Regions from separate parts of the Mus musculus genome. Here region 1 is linked to region 2. A link is a loop called in an ENCODE intact Hi-C map of the cell type or tissue named here. Cell type or tissue: left cerebral cortex. All regions are shown on one strand. Each heading gives the region's core, and the rest is flanking DNA. Links, peaks and the distances in the headings are about the cores only. Region 1 has its middle 240 kb from the start of Gm51890. Region 2 has its middle 120 kb from the start of Gm33791.

Region 1 (5,381 bases), core at 111-5,110, 250 kb after region 2:
TTACTTGACATGGAGTAACAGTTCTAGTCTTTGATCTGATACTGACTCTTGCTAACCTCAATGTGTTCTTCACACTCTCCATTCTACACCCAGAAGAAGTGAAAGAGACTTTCAGCCAAAAGATAGAACCTGGATACTTGCATTTTTAAAAAGGTATTTTCAGTGAAAAGATAGGTAACAATATTTGATGAAATGAGATAAATTTTGCAATCAGGGAATACTGCAAGTAATGTGTATTTACCCTACCAGTCATTTTAAAGAATTTCTTCTGCTGAGAACAGAAGTATCTGCTCTTTGTGTAGCAGCTTTGCCAAAGTAGCCTTTGTTTTTCTGGCGTTTAGTTTGATTTAGAAAAGAAATGGTTCCATTGTTTAAGAATGTGTGCTATCAGCAACATGTAGTTGTTTTTACTTTCTTGTTCTCTTTTCCGTGCTAAGAAAGACAAAGCACTTGCTAATTTAATTATTTTAGATACACTGAGAGTTGTCTTGCTGATATTTCCAAAGGCTTCATAAGCTAAAGAAGCAAATAACTCGTTCACTAAAATCCGTCTGTCTCTGCAGAATCCATTCAATATATACCCCCAGTGTGATTCTGAACTTGAAGTAGTACAGCTTTCAAAAATCAGTTCCTCCATAGCAAACCATGAAGAACTCTAAGAAATTGTCCCCAAAATGAAGTTCCTTTTGATTTCTTGTTTGTTCTGGTTTTGTTTTGTCTTGTTTTTCCTGAAAGTCTTCCATTGGTCCATCTGCCCTCTGCCCTCAGCATAGAATGACAATCCTTATAGGCAAAAATGAATTGATGGGGTATGCATAGTATTTATGTACTGTGTTGGCCTGTGAGTGAAAAGAGAGCAGGTGTTTTAACTCTGTAAGTATAATAAAGAGAATCCCAAACAAAACAATGCATGTGATATGTTAAAGTCAAGTCTATTTCTCCTGGTAAAGATTTCTGCCCCCTACCACTCTGACCAATGTGACCAGGATGGACCAGTCGACTACGTCCTTCATATTACTAACAGCGTGTAGCCCGTGCTAGGATATACATGCATGATAAGTGCTGAACAGCCAAGTCTGTGTTGGAAACTACAGTGCTGTGTGTTTGGGAAGAGAGCTGGTTCCTCTGAGGTGCTCAGGTCCCAGGACTGGCCTGCAGTCTGGAAGAGGCTTGAATCTGCAGTTCTACTGACTTGTGGGCTGTGCCCCCTGCTACTCTGTCTTCTCGGAAGTGGCTCTGCCACATATTTTGGGACATAGATATTTTGGGAAGTTTTTCTGCTTGCTTGTTCTTATCATTTCAGGAGAACTCAATGTAGATTTGCAAAAGTTTATAACTCAGCTTTCAGAAAGTATATGTTATTCCATGAGTATTTTCCTTTTAGTGCTCTATAAGATTAGGCTTGTTTTATAAATCACACTAGACATTTTGCGGTATACATCTCAGTTAGTATGACCTTTGTATTTATAGAAAAGAGAAATTTGTACCCTAACAAGTAATAATGAATTTAGGAATGTGGCTCAAAAGAATAAGTCATAAATTAATTTATTTATTTAGGTTCCTCAGTCTTTACTTATTAGAAAGTAAAAGTTAAAGCCAGAGTATTAGTCATATGAAAGCGGTAAAGTCGAAACTCAGAGTGGTATATTGATTGTAAATCATGACAGAGGCAGGATTCATTTGGTAGATGCTTATATTGAAATGCTGTTTTTTTATTGTTGCTTCCAGTTTAGTTGGTACCTAATGTTTTGATCTCTCCTGCCTCAAGGAGAGGCATAGAGTCCATGTAGAAGACGTATACAGGGAAAGGAACATCATTTTGGCAGAGATTAAGAACATCCTATACTATAAAATAATCATTTCAAAAACATAGATGTTAAGTACTTCTGATTGTATTTGGATCGTTTCTTCAAGCTACATCAAAATTTCAGTATTGAAAACAACTTAAGTATGGTTTTTAAATGGTTTCCAAGAAGGAAACACACCACAGAAGCTCTCCTTACCTGTGCCTATAGAAATCTGGGTATCAGGAACACCACAGCATACTTTTTACTACAGACTTTTTGCAACTGGCTTTAAATTATTAACCATGATCATTTTTAAAGCCTTGAAAATATCAAAATATCGGGGCATTTGAATATTCGCTACACATTTCAGTAGAAATTACTTAGAAATGCAGAAAAACAATAACTATACTACAGTGCATTTTAGTCTTTATCTTACTTTATTCCTGCATGGTCAGGACTGTGATTCCCACACACAAGCCAGGTCCTGTGCCTCTGGTGGTAGAAGCAGCCTGAAGTCAAAAGGATATACAGGAACTCAAATGGGAAGAGAAATAGGTGCTTTCTTTACAAAGCAAGATAATGCTGTGTTCTTTGTGTAGGGTATATTGGAAGAGTTATTTAATTTCCTTTCATTTTTGTATTTGCTTAGGCAGTAATTGTACACAGAGATCTGTGCATTCTCTGTCTTCTAGTATGTTCAAGATGTTTCTATTCATGTAGCCTTGGCTCATGTGATACCTCGGACTGGGGACCTTAAGCAAGGCTTGGGACTGTCAGCACTAGCTAAGTAGAAGTTCGAGAGAAAGACAGTGTGAGCTGGGGTGGGGGGGGTAGAGGGTCTATAAGTTAAAAAAAAATGTGTTCTATGATTGGTTACACTTTTTTTATTAGTCATTCCTGCAGTTTTATTTATATTTTTTGACTGAAACATCTTGAGAAAGCACAAACTGCTTCTCTCCATTTTAACCCTACAAATAACATAGTTATTGCAGAGACATTTCACAGTGCTTGGGGGGGGGGTACAATTTGTAGGACCCAGCATCTAATTTTTCTATTTTCTAATCCTGTTTATATATCCCTACACACCATCAGAGCCAGTCAGATGAAACCAATTACTAAGAGGAAAAAAAATCAAATTTATTTATTATATTTATTGGATGTGTCTGTTGCTTAATTATCCATTGGCAAATTTGCATGTGGCTACAGAGAAGGCAGTGGATGAGTGTGGAAGAAAGATCAATCATCAATCTCTCAACTCCATAAGGTAGCCATGAAAATAAAGAGGGCAGAATCAACTTGTCCTCTCCCCTTGTTCTTAGGGTGAGAATCTAAAACCTGACAGAAAGATATCATTTGAAAATAAAGGTGCATCTGTGTTGACATAGGAAAATACAGAAAAACTGGAAGATAGGACTTTTCTATGCAATCCACAGCCTTATGAAGTCTAAAATGCATTAGCTTTTTGGAAACACATGGTAGTTTGGATGTTTAAAGTGGAGATTGGAAATCAGGATCAATTTTCTAGCCAAGTAGATGATGGAGTCCATCTAGGGGAAGGATTATAAGTTGGGGGTCAAAATGAAAGGATAGAGAGGTAAAATGTGAGGCTGACTAATAAGAGTGAAGGCAAGCTAAGTGGTGGACACTTTCCTAGCAGGGGCAAGGCTCTGCATTTGTTCTTCAGTCCCAGTTCTGGGATGGGAGAGGCAGAGAGAATAAGGGGAATACTAGACAATGGAAAATAAGATGGTGTGTGTAAGACAGCATTGCTACACTTAAAAGAGGTTGCTGTAGTTGGCGTTTGGTGGTATGGAAAGATGCAGGCAGGCCGGCAGGTTCTTATTTCTCTTCTGTGTTTTCACTTAAAATTCTTTCTGCAACCAATCCTGGTTATCTCATCTTTTACCCTGTTACTCTAACAGAATGAATCCTGAGTGTCATTTCTCCCTTCACTTTCTAGCCACATGTCATCATAGTTTTGCAAACTTACTAAGGTGGACATTTCTTTTCAACGTGGGCGGAGGCTGAACTGGTCACTCTTTCATGGAGATTTGACAAAGCCAAATTGATAAGAGAAATATTTATATCCCTCTTCCCCTGAAAGGACAGGTACATTGTTATGTCTGGCCCATTCTGACCTTCCAAGGTAGAAACTTCAGGGAAGAAAACACCCCTTTGGAACTTAAAGACACTTGAAAGCTTTCTTCTAGGTCTCACTGAACAAGATTTGGTGTCAGAGGTACACTGTGGATGTCATTTGGAGAAAGTGCTAGCTAAATTGTCATTTGTTGCTAATTTCCATTGGTTTGGGGAAGCTTCTATCAAAGAGGCTATCCCAGCATTGGAGATTAGGATTTCTTTCTCTCTCTTTTTTTCCCCCTCTACATTTTGTCTGCAGAGAAATTAAAATGCCAACACGATTCTTGAGTATTGAAAGGAAGGGTGTGTGATCCTTGTAGACTCGGTGAGAAACATGTTAAAGATTAAGCATAACTCTATAGTTCTTCTAATCTTAACGTTAAACATTATCTTATAGTACCTTTTCTTGCAGAATAAACGTTGCTTGTAGCTGGATTCACTGCAGAAGCCAAATAGTGAATAGAGATAGAGGCTGAACTCTCGTTCCCACAGCAACAATTTTTCACTAAGCTATTCCCTAAGGCCAGTCTAGGTATATGAGGGGCACTGCTTCTTTTTATATGATTTGTGTATGTTCCCATAGATTGTGAAGTCTATTTCTGGGCAATTTTCAAGTTAAAATTGTGTTACGGCTACCCGGAAGGTTGTCATTTCTTGGTTTTTCTCTTGTCAGTCAATTCATAAGTGTTATTAAGCCCCCATGGGGTACACACAGAATCACACACAGTTTAGCGTATGTGTGTGTGAGGATTATGGCCCTGTGGTCTAGAAGCTTAGGTAAAAGAATATTACGTAGATGCATGTCTATATTTTTAAAATAAGGTTTTTAACCTAAGACGTTCAGAAAAGTTTGTCACCATGTTGCTACCCTTTTCTGATTTATTTATTTACCTATTCATCTTGGCACATGTTTACAGTGCACATTTTGCAGCATTTCCTTGCAACTTCAAATGTATTCATTCTGTGAAAAGCATGGCTTTAGGTGAGGTCAGGAATCTAATGTGTCAGCTTTCTTTCTTCTTTATTTCTATTTAAAAAAAATTCAGATAACTAATAACAGGCATGTTTACCTAAAGGGTGAGGCTGGAAGGTGAGTATTAGACTGTGTCTCTGGCTGCACAGGTTAGGTTGTTCTCAACTTCGAGGTTTCAGAATAAGAAGATATCCCAGAGCTGAAGCTTTGCAGGATGCATGCCTGTTGCCTGGGTGACTTGAATGATTGAGTGAGTGGCTAAATCACTTCCTACCCCAAGCTACCCATTTACATTGCTCATAAGTGATACATATACTTGCTATTTCCCCTAAAAAATTAAAAGGGAGAGAAAGAAGATAATTTTTGATAATTCCAGGAACTGGAAAGAGGAGAAGATGTTACCTCATTCTTCACATCCCAAGGGTGAAGATTTGTCTCTCGAGGAATCCTTTCCTCAGAGACCAAGAAAGGACAGGGTTAAT
Region 2 (5,381 bases), core at 80-5,079:
TTGTGTCTTGTATGAGGAAGTCAGGTGCAAGTCATATGACTTAGCTGCAATCCCTGGCGCCTTTGGGACTGCCGCCACACCTGCTCCTAACACACCTTTAATCCTAGAACCACGGATGATGAGGCAGGAAAATTTCTGTGAGTTTCATAGCAACCTCTTCTACAAGGGAAGTTCAAGGATTGCCAGGGCTGTTACACAGAGAAGCTCTGCCTCAGAAAGAAAAAAAGAAAAAAAAAAAAGACAGATGAAAACGAAAGCAACAACATAAAAAACAGAGGACAGGAAAGAAAAGAAGAGAGGAGAGGAGAGAGGAGAAGGAAAGGAGAGGAGAAAGAGAAAAAGGAAGAGGAAGAGAGAGAGAAGAGAAGAGAAGAGAAGAGAAGAGAAGAGAAGAAGAGAAAGTGAAAGTGAAAGCGAAACAGAGAGAGAGAAAGAGAGAGAAAGAGAAAGAGAAAGAGAAAGAGAAAGAGAAAGAGAAAGAGAAAGAGAAAGAGAAAGAGAAAGAAAGAGAAAGATAGAGAAAGCAGGCTGAGCAAGCCTTGGAGAGCAATCCAGTAAGCAGCACTCCTCCATGACCTCTGCATCAGCTTCTGCCTCCAGGTTCCTGCCTTGTATGAGTTTCCGCCCTTACTTTTTTTGATTATGAGCAGTGCAATGGGACTATAAGCTAAATAAACCCTTTCTCCCCCAACTAGCTTTGGTTATGGTGTTTCCCTGCAGCAATTGTAACCCTGACTAAGACCAATAATGGAGACTAAAATTTTCTGGAATACTCCAGAAGATGTCTCTCAGAAGACACTGAGAAAAGATGCCACTGTGAAAAAGAAAGATGGATGATTACTTTAGGCTGGGTGGCCTTGGGGCTTTCCTTTCTGTTAATAACTAGAAGGTTCTACGAGCAAAGAAGAGAAAGGGCTTTGAAAGGAGATACTGAATGGCACAAGTCCTAACTTAAAAAAAATACAAATTTTCAAATTAACTCACATAAAGCCCCAACTTGTAACGAAAAGAGGATGCTTCTGACAAGCAACGGGTTCCGTCTAATGTTTCCAAGGGGGATGAAGTAGACAGCTTCCATAGAGTGGGAGATGGAGTGGGCAGCTTCCATGGAGTGGGCAGGTTATCCACTACCTCTGCCAATGGCTATTTTTTGTACGCTTTAAGGTGCTGATATTACACAGTTCCTAAAATTCCAAGTGTTTTCATTTCTAGAAATCTCCCCTCAACTGTCCCCAACCCTCCCCCCTACCCCCACACTCCTGCCAGCTCCTGTAGAGTCTTCCTTGTGATTTCAAAGTTGGACTATCAGAGGAAAAGCTTAGGCCTGGAGATGTTGCAAGATTTCCTCTTGATAAGTAGGAATCACATTTATAAATAGCCACCTACATTTGCTCACGAAATTACCCAATGGTCTCAAATGAAGAGCCCAGGCTGATGGCAGTGTGTACTAGCAGGGTGAGCACCTGGCCCCAAGCCAGCCTTTCCAGCTAGCAAGCCAGTGTGAAGTAAAAGCAACTCTGTTGACAGCTCTGACAGAAGGTGCCACGTACAAATTAGAGTTAGTTCAGAAATTAACTGCCAGCTTATTAATTTGAAAGGAGCTTTCACTGCGCAGTTTCTCCTTTCTCAGTTTTGGGCTAAGCTTTGTTGTCTGTTGCTACTGATCTCTGCTTCCTCTGACTCTTCCGCACAACCCCTGAGACTCTGAAAGTCCTTGCTGGGAGAGATTCAGAAGGGAGAGAGAACCAGGCAGGTTTTTGCTCTTTTGAGTTTCTAATATGGCTTAGCTATTTTTCTGGCTTTCTGAACAGCTAACTTGTCAATCACGAGATCTCAGATGGCTTATTTGTAAGTCAACGGCTGAAAAAAACTTGGAATGAATAGATTAGGACCGCAAATATATTAGAAACTTTATAAGTAGTACTTTCATCCTAAAAATTAGTATATAAACATTGAAGCATATGCTTGACTACAAAAGGCTCCTAGAGCTCTATTTCTTCTAGAAATTACGTTACTATTTTGTTTTATAATCATTGAAATTGCATTTCTTGTTTATGTTTTGTTGTGTTTCAGCCATATGATTCATATGTACTGTTCTAAAATTCTTTCTGACCTGCTAATTAGATATATTTTCATATTAATAACCTAGATGTAGGTCTTTCTTTTTAAGGACTGTATAGTATTCCATTGAATGGATATGTTACTGTGTATTCAGATAATGTTTTATCAATTTTTATTTGTATTACTTACAATTATTCACTTTTTAAGAAGAGTTATAGTAAGTGTCTTTTTGGTGACATCTTGATAAGTCTTATCTGTATATTTCTGGCAGATAAATTCTTTGAAAAGTAATTTCTGAGCCAAAGGCCCAGGATCTCTTTCAACAACTACTTAAAATGCAGAGTCACCTAGGCAACGACCTTAAACCAGATCTTGTCTTAGAGTGAGAATTTCTTCTGTCTGTGATGGCCTGAAAATTAGGGAATTTCCAGAACTGCACTTCTGATGGGTCTCTTTGCTTCTTATCCAACAGGCAAGCCTAAAATGTCTTCTTTCTTGCTCATTTTTATGGGTGATAATGTGTACCTCCCACCCAGCACTTCTTTTTATTTCACTACAGCTATAACAAGCACTTACAAGAACAGCAAATCTAGGTTACCTGAAAACCTTTTCCTTGTTAACTTGGCTCAGAAAAGGAAGAGTGGGAACGGCATTGGACAGTGGACGTTCAATCGTGATTATATAAAGCTGTGCATGGGCATATTGTTAATGTTCACTCTTGGGCTTGCCTGCTCAGAACAAGTGTGATGCAGTGCATTTGTAAGATTTCTGAGGACAGCTCACAGGCCTTGTTAGGATGCACACATTTCATCGCTCTCCCTTTACACAGCTGTCCTGCAGTTTACTTTCGCAAACAGGTCTATGACTCAGCTGCATACTCCTAATAAACAAGTTTCTTAATACTCTGTGATTAGCCCCAGTAGGATGAGAGTTTAGGCAGCCCTCTTTCTGTCAAAAATCCATTTTATCAGACACAGAAATGGTCTAAATTATTTGATATGCATTAGCTCTGCAAAAGACCTCATACAGCACTAAATATTACAGTCTGTGACCCTTGCAAGCTGGAGCAGCAATTAGGCAAGCTATCTCTTCCATTCAAAACCAAAAAGGGAAAGATTCAATACTGGCAACACAAAGCACTGTACTTTCAAATCCAAGATACTTTCCTTTCACTATTGATTCCTATGACCACCCCACCAGCCCTGAGGCCTCTGTGGATACTATTACCCTCCAACCTGCTGGTGTCTCTCAAAGACCCTGCAGGGTGTCCTGTGGAACAATCCCAGAGGAACAATCAGCCAGCTTGGTTCAGGTGGAATCTGGTCTACTTTGAAAAATGCAGACTCTAGAATGGCAGGATTTAAGTGTGCCCTAGATAATTTGAAGGTACTGTAAGGTTATTGAAGATCTCCATCGTCTTCTAACATGTATCTGAAATAGTTACAACTTCAGAGTATACACGGGCAAACAGGAGGTTTTATTCCTATTTCAGAAGATGGGGGCTGGACCCTGATACCAAGAGGCCACTCAGGCTTCTTGGCCAAACCCTAAACAATGCAAAGCAAAGCAGCTCTCTCACAAACCTGGCTATCTCCTGAGAGGCTCTGCCAGATCCTGACAAATACAAAGGTGAATGCTCACAGCCAGTCATTGGACTGAGCACAGGGTCCCCGATGGAGGAGTTGGAGAAGGGACTAAAAGACCTAAGGAAGTTTGCAGCTCTATAGAGGGAGCAATGGTGTCAACAGGCCGGACCCCCTGGAGCTCCAGGGGACTGGACCACCAACCGAAGAGTACACACGGAGGGACCCATGGCTCTGGCCATATATGTGGCAGAGGGTGACCTTGTTGGACATCAGTGTGGAGCAGGCCTTGGGCCTGAGAGTGTTCGATGCCCTTGTGGAGGGAAATGCCAGAGCAGGAAGACCCTAGTGGGTGGGTGGGTGGGGCAGCACCCTCATAGAGGCAAGGGGAGGTGGGATGGGATAGGGGTTTCTGAAGGGGAGACCTAGAAAGGGGAAAACATTTGAAATGTAAATAAAGAAAATATCCAGCTTAAAAAAAAATCCTGGGTCACTCTAGAGTATCATATGGGACTTGGATCTAGCACATGTCTATTGACTAAACAAAATAGATCAAAACTGAATCTGGGATAGTGCGAACTCTGAACACCACTGGGAAATTCTATAATGCTCAAGACAGACCCATTGATGAGATATTAGAGGGACATAGGATTGCCTGCAATTCTAAGTTCAAATTACCATATAATTATACTACGCCCTATTGAAAGTACCTGCTTTAATCTCATGGCCCTTACAAGGTGCACTTGGCACACTGGCAGAGCACAGTTGTGGCTAAAGCATTGGTGACTGTTCTGTGCCTGTGTGAGACTCTATGCCCTTATACACAACTTCTTTATCTCAGATATGTGGGTTTGTTTTTTCCCCTCACTGGGTCACTAAATATGTATTACAGCAGTTACGAGCTCACATCTAAATATAACAAAGCTGAAAAGCCAGGCAGAGTCACAGTAGCAGATAACAGGACGTATTTGGATTCAGATCCACCATAGCCTTTATATTTGATCTGTCTGAATACATTTAAAATAAAGTAACTTCCCCAAAGTAAAACCGTAGGTAGTGTTAATTGAAATACACATTGGTGCACTACTGGGCAGTCGGTCCTCAGTCCCTTTTCACAGAATGGTAAATGATTTGCAAAATCCTTAAAATTTGCAAGTACAACATTTTCTTGGGGCATTTCAAATTTTCTCAGGCTTAAGCAAAAAGGATAAGTGTTATCGGTGGCTATAATATACCACTTCTGTGTATTTCTAGATCTGGAGATTTATTATGGGGCTAGCAACCTTAACAGTCAATGAGACAAGATGTTGATGTAGGAATCTGGGCTTTGCCTTGGCCAACACTTTCCAGCCAATTGAGATTTAGCAGATGTCTTCTAGAATGAAAACCTTGCATCTGAAAGACAACTACTGGCATTCTGTCAGTCTTCTGTAGGAGTATTTCTAAGGAAATGGTTACTATAATAGTGTTATAGTGCCTAGAATATACAAGATTTTATATACATAAATATATATGTTTGTGCCTTTAATACATAAAAGCTTAGGTAGTGAAATATAACCTGAGGTGTTGCTAACATGCTCTATTAAATATCATGTATTACAGGTACATCTTTCTGATTCAACTCTGACTGACAAGTGAGGTGAAAAAGACCCTGTACCCCTCGGTAAGAATTTGTGAAATTGTTTCCAATTCCGATCTTATGCATGTGTAAACTCTTCTGGAGTTTTGAAAGGGGAA

The links. A loop is a pair of places that touch in the nucleus more often than their neighbours do. Peaks named below come from ENCODE experiments on the same cell type or tissue, not always from the same donor. Only the 100,000 strongest peaks of a DNase experiment are listed, where the experiment ranks them.
Region 1: a loop joins it to region 2, with 2.1 times the contacts of the local background. A loop is called at or near these places in 2 of 42 quality-filtered maps.

Annotation. Positions count from the first base shown.
Region 1 is chr11:37,227,279-37,232,659 of GRCm38, reverse strand. It overlaps a transcript of Tenm2 not described here. Among named protein-coding and RNA genes, the nearest start is that of Gm51890, 240 kb to the right of the region's middle. In left cerebral cortex, for the core only: a CTCF peak has its summit at 2,276; no DNase peak of the experiment used is centred there; H3K4me3 peaks cover 1,089 bases.
Region 2 is chr11:37,476,504-37,481,884 of GRCm38, reverse strand. No RefSeq gene overlaps it. Among named protein-coding and RNA genes, the nearest start is that of Gm33791, 120 kb to the left of the region's middle. In left cerebral cortex, for the core only: no CTCF peak of the experiment used is centred there; DNase peaks (open chromatin) are centred at 1,465 and 2,671; H3K27ac peaks cover 549 bases.